Regions from separate parts of the Homo sapiens genome. Here region 1 is linked to region 2. Evidence: chromatin loops called from intact Hi-C (ENCODE). Cell type or tissue: HepG2. All regions are shown on one strand. Each heading gives the region's core, and the rest is flanking DNA. Links, peaks and the distances in the headings are about the cores only. Region 1 holds the start of UGT2B4 (UDP glucuronosyltransferase family 2 member B4). Region 2 has its middle 78 kb from the start of UGT2B4.

Evidence for each region. Hi-C counts contacts between places; a loop is a spot of excess contacts. Peaks named below come from ENCODE experiments on the same cell type or tissue, not always from the same donor. Only the 100,000 strongest peaks of a DNase experiment are listed, where the experiment ranks them.
Region 1: it touches region 2 in a loop (24-fold over the local background); 1 of 110 quality-filtered maps calls a loop at or near these places.

What each region holds. Positions count from the first base shown.
Region 1 is chr4:69,492,675-69,498,072 of GRCh38, reverse strand. It overlaps UGT2B4 (UDP glucuronosyltransferase family 2 member B4), which reads left to right and starts at 2,168. Exons shown (of 6, transcript NM_021139.3): 1 at 2,168-2,932; 2 at 4,232-4,380. The coding sequence starts at 2,212. In HepG2, for the core only: no CTCF peak of the experiment used is centred there; DNase peaks (open chromatin) are centred at 2,132 and 4,382; H3K4me3 peaks cover 1,621 bases.
Region 2 is chr4:69,415,058-69,420,455 of GRCh38, reverse strand. It overlaps the pseudogene UGT2B24P. Among named protein-coding and RNA genes, the nearest start is that of UGT2B4, 78 kb to the left of the region's middle. In HepG2, for the core only: no CTCF peak of the experiment used is centred there; no DNase peak of the experiment used is centred there.

The sequences.
Region 1 (5,398 bases), core at 248-5,247, 78 kb before region 2:
AACACTTCTTTGCTAAAAGTAGTAACACTCATCTCAGCCTTCAGTGAGTTGTAAACTTTTTTCTTCGTGGAGAGTCTTGCATTAATGTTGTTGGCTACTAACTCATCAGAGTAGTGACTGCTAGTAGTTGGCGTGACTGTGGCACTTTCTTAAGGGTAAGAAAACAATGGCATATGCCACATCCACTAACCCTTCTTTTCACAAAAGATTTCTGTTTAGCATACATTTTTGTTTGATAGCAATTTTCCCATAGTGGTACTTCTTTCAAAACTGGAATCAATCCTCTGAAAGTCTAATGCTGCTTTATTAAGTAAATTTAAGTCATATTCTAAATCTATTGTTGTCATTTCAGCAATGTTCACATAATCTTCACCAGGAGTAGATTCAATCTCAAGAAACAACTTTCTTTTCTCTTCCATAAGAAGTAACTCCTCATGTATTTGTTTTATCACGAGATTGCAGCAGTTTACTTACGTCTTCAAGTTCCACTTCTAATTTGAGTTATCTTTCTATTTCCACCACATCTGCAGTTATTTCCTCCACTGAAGTCTTTGTTATAGGGCCAACAGGTTCATATGCCCACTCTGCAATAATAGACCAATTACAATGAGACATTATGTTTTGCAACAAAGAAAGAGTATAATAATTGGAGGGCACTGAGAAGGAAGATAGTTGGAGGCCCTCAAACTTACCTCCTCAAGGAAATCTGGGCTGGAGTTTTTAAGGGGTTAATGGAGGGTGATGGACTGAAAAATTGGAGTCATAGATTAGTCAGGATAATGAAGATAAAATCAGTAGGAGTTGGAAACTGCATTCTTTGGTGAGTCAGCTCCTTGTGGGGTCCTTGAGAGCAGCTGGCATCAGGGAGGTCCCTCAGACCAGCTGAGTCAGTAGTTTCATCAGTATGCTGGACCTGAAGGAATACCTCAAAGAGAAAACCACATTTCAAAATGTTTAAGTTATTATCTATAGAACAGTTAAGATGAACTTTAATCTTGTAACAATGTCTGCATAATTCTAAGACAATAGCCAAAAAACTATTAGGAAGTGAGTCAGAGAGCAAGCTAATGTAATAATTAATACTGAATGTACTACAGGCTTGGTTTACTTTTTTTTTTTTTTTCCCCTCCCTTTGTCCTTCATTAATTCAACAAAGTCTATAGGAATAGTTTCATCTTGAAACTCTCTAAATCATACATGATGGTTGTAAGAATCAACACGTAAATGCTATATCATAAATGAACCTTTAAAATATTATGCTAAGTAAAATAAGCCAGCCATAAAATATCACATATTGTGTGATTCCATGTATTTAAAAAATGTCCAGAATAGGCAAATCTATAGAGACAGAAATTCAAGTAGCAGTTGCCCAGGATAGGACAAATGCAGAAAGAAGGGGTAGGGAGTAAAAGGCTAAAGCTTATAGGGTTTATTTTTAGGAGATAAGAGTTCTCTAAAATTGACTCTTACGGTAGAAGCACAATTCTGTGAATATACTATGAAACATTAAATTTTACACAATAATTGATAATTTGTATGATATCTGAATTATACGTCAACAAATTTACAAAAGTTTTTGAACCACATTTAGCTATTTTATCTTTAGTTCTGTGTCAAAGAGACTGCAGGAACATGAGCCTCTCACTGCTACTCTTATGCACACTATTCTGAAATATATTACATGAGTCAGGTGATGAGTCCATCCAAGATCATTGATATTAGCTGAATTACAGCACTTAAAAATCTAGGGCTGGGTGCGGTGGCTCACGCCTGTAATCCCAGCACTTTGGGAGGCCAAGGAGGGCAGATCACAAGGTCAGGGGTTCGAGACCATCCTGCCGAATACAGTGAAACCCCATCTCTACTAAAAATACAGAAAAATTAGCTGGGTGCGGTGGCAGGTGCCTGTCTGTAGTCCCAGCTACTCAGGAGGCTGAGGCAGGAGAGTGGTGTGAACCTGGGAGGAGGAGCTTGCAGTGAGCTCTCAAAAAAAAAAAAATCCAAAAAGAACATTAAACGCACTTGTGTAAACAGGTCATCTACCTTTTATTTGTCTCTTTGTCATCCACATGCTCAGACTGTTAATATAATGTATTTACTTTGAAGTGTAAAAGTTACATTTTAACTTCTTGACTGATTTATACTGGATGTCACCATGAGAAATGACAGAAAGGAGCAGCAACTGGAAAACAAGCATTGCATTGCATCAGGATGTCTATGAAATGGACTTCAGCTCTTCTGCTGATACAGCTGAGCTGTTACTTTAGCTCTGGGAGTTGTGGAAAGGTGCTGGTGTGGCCCACAGAATTCAGCCACTGGATGAATATAAAGACAATCCTGGATGAACTTGTCCAGAGAGGTCATGAGGTGACTGTATTGGCATCTTCAGCTTCCATTTCTTTCGATCCCAACAGCCCATCTACTCTTAAATTTGAAGTTTATCCTGTATCTTTAACTAAAACTGAGTTTGAGGATATTATCAAGCAGCTGGTTAAGAGATGGGCAGAACTTCCAAAAGACACATTTTGGTCATATTTTTCACAAGTACAAGAAATCATGTGGACATTTAATGACATACTTAGAAAGTTCTGTAAGGATATAGTTTCAAATAAGAAACTTATGAAGAAACTACAGGAGTCAAGATTTGATGTTGTTCTTGCAGATGCTGTTTTCCCCTTTGGTGAGCTGCTGGCCGAGTTACTTAAAATACCCTTTGTCTACAGCCTCCGCTTCTCTCCTGGCTACGCAATTGAAAAGCATAGTGGAGGACTTCTGTTCCCTCCTTCCTATGTGCCTGTTGTTATGTCAGAACTAAGTGACCAAATGACTTTCATAGAGAGGGTAAAAAATATGATCTATGTGCTTTATTTTGAATTTTGGTTCCAAATATTTGACATGAAGAAGTGGGATCAGTTCTACAGTGAAGTTCTAGGTAAGTAACTTTTTTGATTGGTAACATGAAGATCTAACTTTCTTGTACCTTTGAAGCTGAGTTTGTATAAAGCCATAAAGTCAGGGTAGTGGGGTATTTTTGTAATGAATTTATCAAATGAAATTGTAAGATGATCTACCAAACTCACAAGCACTATAGAAAATGTAAATTATAGGATCAGTTAAAACTCTGTGGCCATCACTCATACAGAAGACTCCAGGAAGTCATAAGCCTGTATATTAGTGCACCTAAGATTTCTTTAAGCAATCACATATCTGTTTTATTATACATTTTTTCATCTTAAAAAAAAGTCAGACTTATTCAGAAACATCTTGCTGAATGCATACTGGTAGATTGAGTAGTTACACATTTTTTAGAACTATCTATATAACATTGCAGAAATTGTTTTTTCTTGTATATTTCAGTCTTATTATTTAGTAATTGCAATATGTACCCATGTTACTAGAACGTTTCCTCCACAGTTGAGAGAAATGATGTCTCCATTTCAGAATCAAAAACCAATGCATGTTATTTGAAGTTTCCAGTGTTTCTATTCCTTCACTAAAGGATTGGAAACCATTTATTTTAAGGCTAATCATCTTGTCAAAGTGTGAACATTAAGTTACAACTGTATAGTTTTTTTTTGAAACTATGTATCTTTCTTTAAAAATATGAGCCAAATTAAGGTTGAATGCAAATTTCTGTTTCAACAAGTTCTCAAAATTTTCTAGCTGTAATTTGCAAACATATTTACCTAAAAACTAATATTATTATGAGGTTAGCATGACTCAAAAGCAGTAGTAGGTACAAGGATTTCAGCCATCATTTCAAAATAATCAACAGTTAACCTGAAGAACCAAAGATAAAAGATTAGATTAATGAATGGGAAATTAGACTATTTGTTAGAAAATTGTTTTTATGGGTATGGTAGAATTAATTGATCACGGAGCTCAAAGAGTGGTTTATACGTATATCTGCTACTATCGAAGGTTTACAAAATAAAGAAATGGAGATTAATTCTCTATGGCTTGTTTGTGATTGTGAATATACTGATGTGACATGAGGGATGCAGTTTTCCCTCATGATTCTCTCACCACTTTGCCTTTCTTGTAAATACACATGGGTAAAATATATAATACATAAAAATTAAATTATGCCTATATACGAATATATGTATTTTTTTTCAAGGCACAAACACTTTGCCTACATTTTTGCCCACATTATTCTAACTTCTTTCAGAAAATTACCTAGTTTAATTATCTTGTGTCATCTATCTTTTCTTTTTTTTTCCCCCATCAGGAAGACCCACTACGTTATCTGAGACAATGGCAAAAGCTGACATATGGCTTATTCGAAACTACTGGGATTTTCAATTTCCTCACCCACTCTTACCAAATGTTGAGTTCGTTGGAGGACTCCACTGCAAACCTGCCAAACCCCTACCGAAGGTAAACTATTACTGTTTGTTTTGTCTGCTTTGAAGTTTCAGTACGAATGGTTCTATATTCATTCAAAGTGTTTGACTTACACTGGAAGAAAGGTGGAAGTGGGAAGAGTAAAGCAGATACCAATTAGAAACTGACGTACATGTTGATACTATCACAAGTTTATGAATTTCATCATTATTACCAATAAAGAGGGATACTAAAGAGACTTTGAAAATAGGGTTGGTAAATTAAAGCTTTGATTATGCAACATATAAGAAGGTACTGGCCATTCATTCAAAGAATATTTATAAAGAGATTAGCACACACCACAGGTACGTGTATGGGACACAGTTTCTATCCCAACACACCTTACATTCTATTTTGAAAGATAGAATATATGCAAGTAATAAAAACTGTGTAAAAACTGTTATCTCCAGAGAAAAACCAATGCTAAGGAAGCATCCAGTGTAGATAATAGAGAGTATCCTGGAGTCACTGATATTAATAATTTAGATGAGAGCTGAACTATATGCAGGAATAGGTAAAAGAATGAAGAAGAGAAAAAAACACAAAAAGAAAAGCAGGTAAAGTGTTCAGGACAGTTCTCAAGACTCAAAGTTTAGTTTGCAAGGAAGATACTGAGTAAGAATCAGATGATGCTGATAGGCAAGATAAGAGCCAGATACTCCTCAGGAGTTGAAATATTTATTAAGCACATTTAGGGACTACTAAAAAGAGTTAAGAAAAGAAAATATGGGATAAGATTATAGTTTTTAAAAAAAGATTCCAAGATGTTCGATGGATTAAATTGTGGAAGGGCCAAACTAGAAAGAGCTGACCATTGAGGAAATTTTGTATGAATTCAGGTAGCAGATGATGGAAAAATGGACTAGAAAGTGGATAGAATTACCTATGCCTACTTTTACAGTAATATGACTAACTTCATATTGTGTTGTGTGGAAAAAAGTTAATACAAATAAACCACTTAAAATGTCTCTGGCATATAGTTAGTGATTCAGAAATATTATTTTGCAATTAT
Region 2 (5,398 bases), core at 271-5,270:
TCCCATAATATATAAATAGTTCTTAAAACTTAATAATAAGACAAATAACAAAGGTAAAAATGTTCCAAGCATTGGAGTAGACATGTTTTCTAAGAAGATATGTGAATGATCAATAAGCACACTTAAAGATTCTCAACATCTTCAGCAGTAATGAAAATGCAATCCAAGACCAGGATGAGAGATCATTACACCCACTAAGAAGGCTGTAACAAAAAGACAGAAAATAAAAGGTTTGGCAACAGTGTGGAGGAATTGGAACCATGTTATACTGCTGACGGTATTGATGAACGGAACAAGTACTTTGGAAAAGAGTTTAGCAGTTCTTCAGAAACATACAGTTCTCACATGAGGCAGCAATTCCACTTATAGCATCAACCCAAAAGAAAGTAAAACATGTTTATGCAAAAACATATATAGCAATATTCCTAGTAGCCACAATTGGAAACAATCAAAAGGCCAATGCACTGACAAATGAACAACTAAATTATGACATATCCATACTATAAAATATTATAGAAGTGAAAAGGAAATGAAGTATTAAAACACACAACCATATGAATTAAAATAAAAACCATAAAACAACACAAAAAGTTAGGCTAAGTGAAATGTCATTTACACAGCACCCAAGACTGTATAATTCCATTTATATGAAATATCTAGAGAGAATAACCTATATAGAAAGAAAACAAATTGGTGTTAGACTAGGACTAAGCAGTCATGAGAATTGATTTTGGTGTCATTGAAGTTTCTTCTGTGTTGATAAAAATGTTCTAAAATTATATAATGATGATAGTTTCATGACTGTGTAAACATAGTAAAAATATTTGGATTTTATGGCATAAATAGGTGGATTTTAAGCTATCGAAATTAAATCTCATTTTCAAGTCTGTTACAATGATGATAAAAATTAATTTTTCAGCAAGAAAATAATTATATTCTGAGTCATTTTAGATATTTAATTAAAACATTTTATTATATTATTTCAAGTTTATTCTTCCTTTCTACTATGGGTTCATTATGTTAAAATTTTAAGAAATGTATTTTTTATATTATTTATCATTTTAAAATTATTTTTGTTTAGAAAATTGTTTCACTAACTGGTTACTCATTAGATGTATGGGGTTCAAATACAATTTTTAAATAACAGATGAAAAAAAGCAGATTTCAGATTGGTTAAATTATTTAAATTCTTTCAAAATTACTCTCATAAAAAGGATGAAACTCATGCTCACTATTGACAAGAGAAGCTGTCTACAAATACCACCTAGTGAAAAACATTGTTCTACTCACAAAGGATCATTAATTACTGTCTTCAGTGCATTCAGCAGGTCTGTACTCGACATTGTGTGGAAGTCCAGTCTAACAGCTGCTCCCTTGGCCTTCATGTGAGCAATGTTATCAGGTTGATCCCAAAACAATGGAATGCCCACCATAGGGATCCCATGATAGATTGCCTCATAGATGCCACTTGCTCCACCATGAGTTATAAAAGCTCTGGTTTTTGGATGACCTAGGATTGGATGAATTTTAGCAAAATTATTCATAGGAATAAAATGAGATGCACAATGAAAGGCTCTGAAAGTGACAGTGTTTTCTAGATAACACATTGAACTAATTTGCTATTACTTTTCAGACTTCAGATGAAAAAGCACGTACTTGTTTAGGAGATGTAACTGAAAGCTATATGGTGTGTGTGACTTCAGACTGCAAAACTTAATACAAGATTTTCAGTTGCACTAATGAAAAGTGCATTCTAGATTTTTTAAATGTGCACAAAAGAGGACAGCAAAGAGATGGGCATGAAATAAAGTTTTATTTTAAGTACAGTCACAGAGTGTGATATGCGGGGTATGCAAGGCAGCAGGCAGTGGGTTGTTGGTGGTGCTAGGATTGAGGAAAGACAGGTTACACTTCATCATGAAATGTGTCATTACTTTAAGATTAAGATTAGGAATTTAGTCCTCCGGAAAATACAGAGTCACTGGTGATAGAAGAGCTATTATATTTAGTGGCATTTGAAATAACCCTGCAGGAGAGGAGAAAACAGGTGTAAAGCTGTAGAAATAGGAGACAGAGAGACAGCCAAGGAAGATATTGAAAAATTCTGTGAGATATAATAACACCTGAAATAAAGATTCTCTCTGATTCTGACCATAAAGAATGTGAGTGTGTATCACAAAATGCCAACAATTATAGTATATTCTTTTCCCCTAGGACTGGAAAATAAATATAAAGAAGTTCCTTTTTGTTTTCCTATAACAAATAATCAATAAGCTTGTTTCAAGATGAACTATTAACACTCTAATGTGCAGTTACTAATATATCCAGTATTTGTTCACCAGAGTGTTACCTAGAAGGTCATTCTGGGGTATCCACTTGTACAGCCGAGTATTGAGACCTAAAGCATCTGGTTTATTCCCATCAAATCTCCACAGAACCTGTTACAGTAAAGAGAATATCTTATTCCATGAGTGGAACTCAAAAATTATAGAATGTTAGAACTGTAAAAAGGGTAGGAATGAGATCAAGGGATGTTAGTAAATAAATCTACTCAAAGACTGATGTAAAAACAATACTCACATTTTATTTTCTTAACTTTTATAATGATTTAGATATATAAGAAACCATGATTTTCCAAAATAGTACCTTAGAAAAATAAGATTATCAATGAAAAGTTCAAGTATTTAAAAAATTGTTACACTTTTTAAAAAAAGACCTACCTGCGGCCAACCATCACATGAAGAAAAAAAATTAACATCACAGATCATTAGAGAAATTCAAATCAAAACCATAATGAGATAGCATCTCACACCAGTCAGAATGGCCATTATTAAAAATTCAAAAAATATCATGATGTTGGTGAGGTTATATAGGAAAGGAATGCTTATACTCTTTTGGTTGGAATGTAAGTTAGTTCAACCATTGTGGAAGACAGTGTGGTGATTCCTCAAAAACCCAGAGGCAAAAATACCATGAAACCCAGCAATCCCATTACTGGGTATATAACCTAAGGACTATAACTTGTTCTTTTATAAAGATCCATGAACATATATGTTAGTTGCAGTACTATTCACAATAGCAAGGACATGCAATCAACCTAAATGACCATCAATTATGGAATGAATAAAGAAAATATGGCATATATACACTACAGAATATTATGCAGCCATAAAAAAGCAAAAATATGTATTTTTGCAGGGATAAGGATGGAGCAGGAGGCCATTAGCCTTAGCAAGCTAACATAGGAATTGAAATCCAAATGTGACATGTCCTCACTTATGAGTGGAAACTAAAAGATGAGAACATGTGGACACATACATGGCAACAACATACACTGAGATGTATTGGAGGGTGGAGGGTGGGAGGAAAGAGAGGATCAGGAAAACTAATAAACAAATATTAGTTTTAATACCTGGGTAATGAAACAATCAGTACAGCAAACCCCCATGACACAAGTTTACGTATGTAAGAAACCTGCACGTGTACTCCTGAACTTAAAATAAACGTTAAAAATAAAAGTTAAATTAATTTAATTTAAAAAATAAAAATATTCTAAAAAAAGTATAAAAACTTATAAGGAGTCATTGTAATTCCAGTGTAAAAAAACAGTAACTATTTAGTAATGACCTATATGTTTGTTTTATGTATTTTATATTAGTCTTCATCTCCAAATTTAATTGTAATGTATTCATTTATTTTTGAATAATATGAGAAGTTGTTTAAATATATCTACTTGTCGGTAGGTTATTACATTAGAGCCTGTTGTCCTTTGATTGACAAAATAGCAAGTCTGTAAAATAAGCTACTTATAATAAATAAATAAATGCTGCCAAGGTGTTATGTATAACTTCATTGGAATTACAAATTATCAAGCACTACTTCCAAGAAAAATTTCAAGTGACAATTTTAGACACAAATTCAGAATATTACCGTATTGTTAATTTTTTTTTTTTTTTTTTTTTTTTTTTTGCCTAGAAATGAGGAACCTGTTGGTATCATGAATACAAATAAAGCTGTTGAATAAACTCAAAATTGTATTTTGCTGAATTTGGTCAACTGATTATTAACACTTAGACAACGAGCTACAAACTTTGACAACAGTGATTAATATGTTCTGCTATAGCCAAGACATTTTTATGTTTAAGTTACTAATTTTGAAACTCCAAAGCAATCCTCACAAACTGAACAATAATTTACAGTGTTTAACTTTTATTTGCTACATCAGTGTTAAAGTAACTCAGGTTTCAGCAAAAAGTTAGAGGTCATTACAAGAAAGCTTTATCAGATAGGAAATTAAAAAGTAATTCACAAATACACAAAGGTCCCTTGTTTATTCTATATAGAAGAAAATATATTCCTACTGTGTTCTATGGAGGGGGCATCTGAACCTGTTCAACTGCCTGGCTTCCTTCTGTTTGACTCCTTCCTATATTTCCTTCCGCTGCCTCCATTGGGAGGGGTTGTTAATCTGGTAGTTAGTGTTGAGTCCTTGTGGGGCCACATTTTATACTGGACAGGATCCACCTTCAGGTCAGGATCCATCTCCATCCTTTCTCTTTCATCTTCCTGCTTCAGGCAGTGTTCTCTATTTGTTGTCACATATTTCACATAAGCATTTGACTTAAAGTACAAACAGAAATAGTACATTCCTTAATTGTAAACATTCACCAAGAGCTTCCAGAGTACGGTAAGTAGTAGAGGTGGCCCAAGAGTAAGTCAAATGTTCTTCACTCATTGGATATTGCTGAGATTAGGAAAATTGTTTTGAAGAAAATTATCATAAGTCTTCCTTGTATTTCTACAAAGATGCAGTTCTGGATATGTATTTTTAGTTGAAAACACCTGAAAGTCATTCTAAAGATTACATTAAGCACCATTTTCACTTACCTGAACTATATTGAGTTAAATTCAGCAGTATGTATGACTGTTAATATTAGAAATTAAAAATAACCATGAGTCTCAATTCCCTTTTGTGGATACATATGGAGTACTGAGTTCCCACTGATACTAATAGGAACCACTCATGCATAACAAGGGCAGTAACTACCCCAGGGCCACATGTAACCACTAAGTCTGAGGCACAACTATTACTTGTGTCAGTGGAAGCTACACAAGCATATTTAAGGCTGCATTTGGCTGTAAAGAGTTCAATCTACTCTTAATATTCTTTCTATGTAGATCACAAACTTTAACAGCCTCTTTCAGTAGTTTTCCACACCAGTAAGGCACTTTATCTTACCTTTTGTGGGATCTTGGCAAGGGCTGTTGCAATTACGTTGGCCCTTTCTGCTGTCATGTTACTGACCATTGACCCCAGAGAAAACACCACAACACCATTTTCTCCAGAGCTCTGTACAAACTCCTCCATTTCCTGTGAAAAAAAAAAATTGTTTCATCA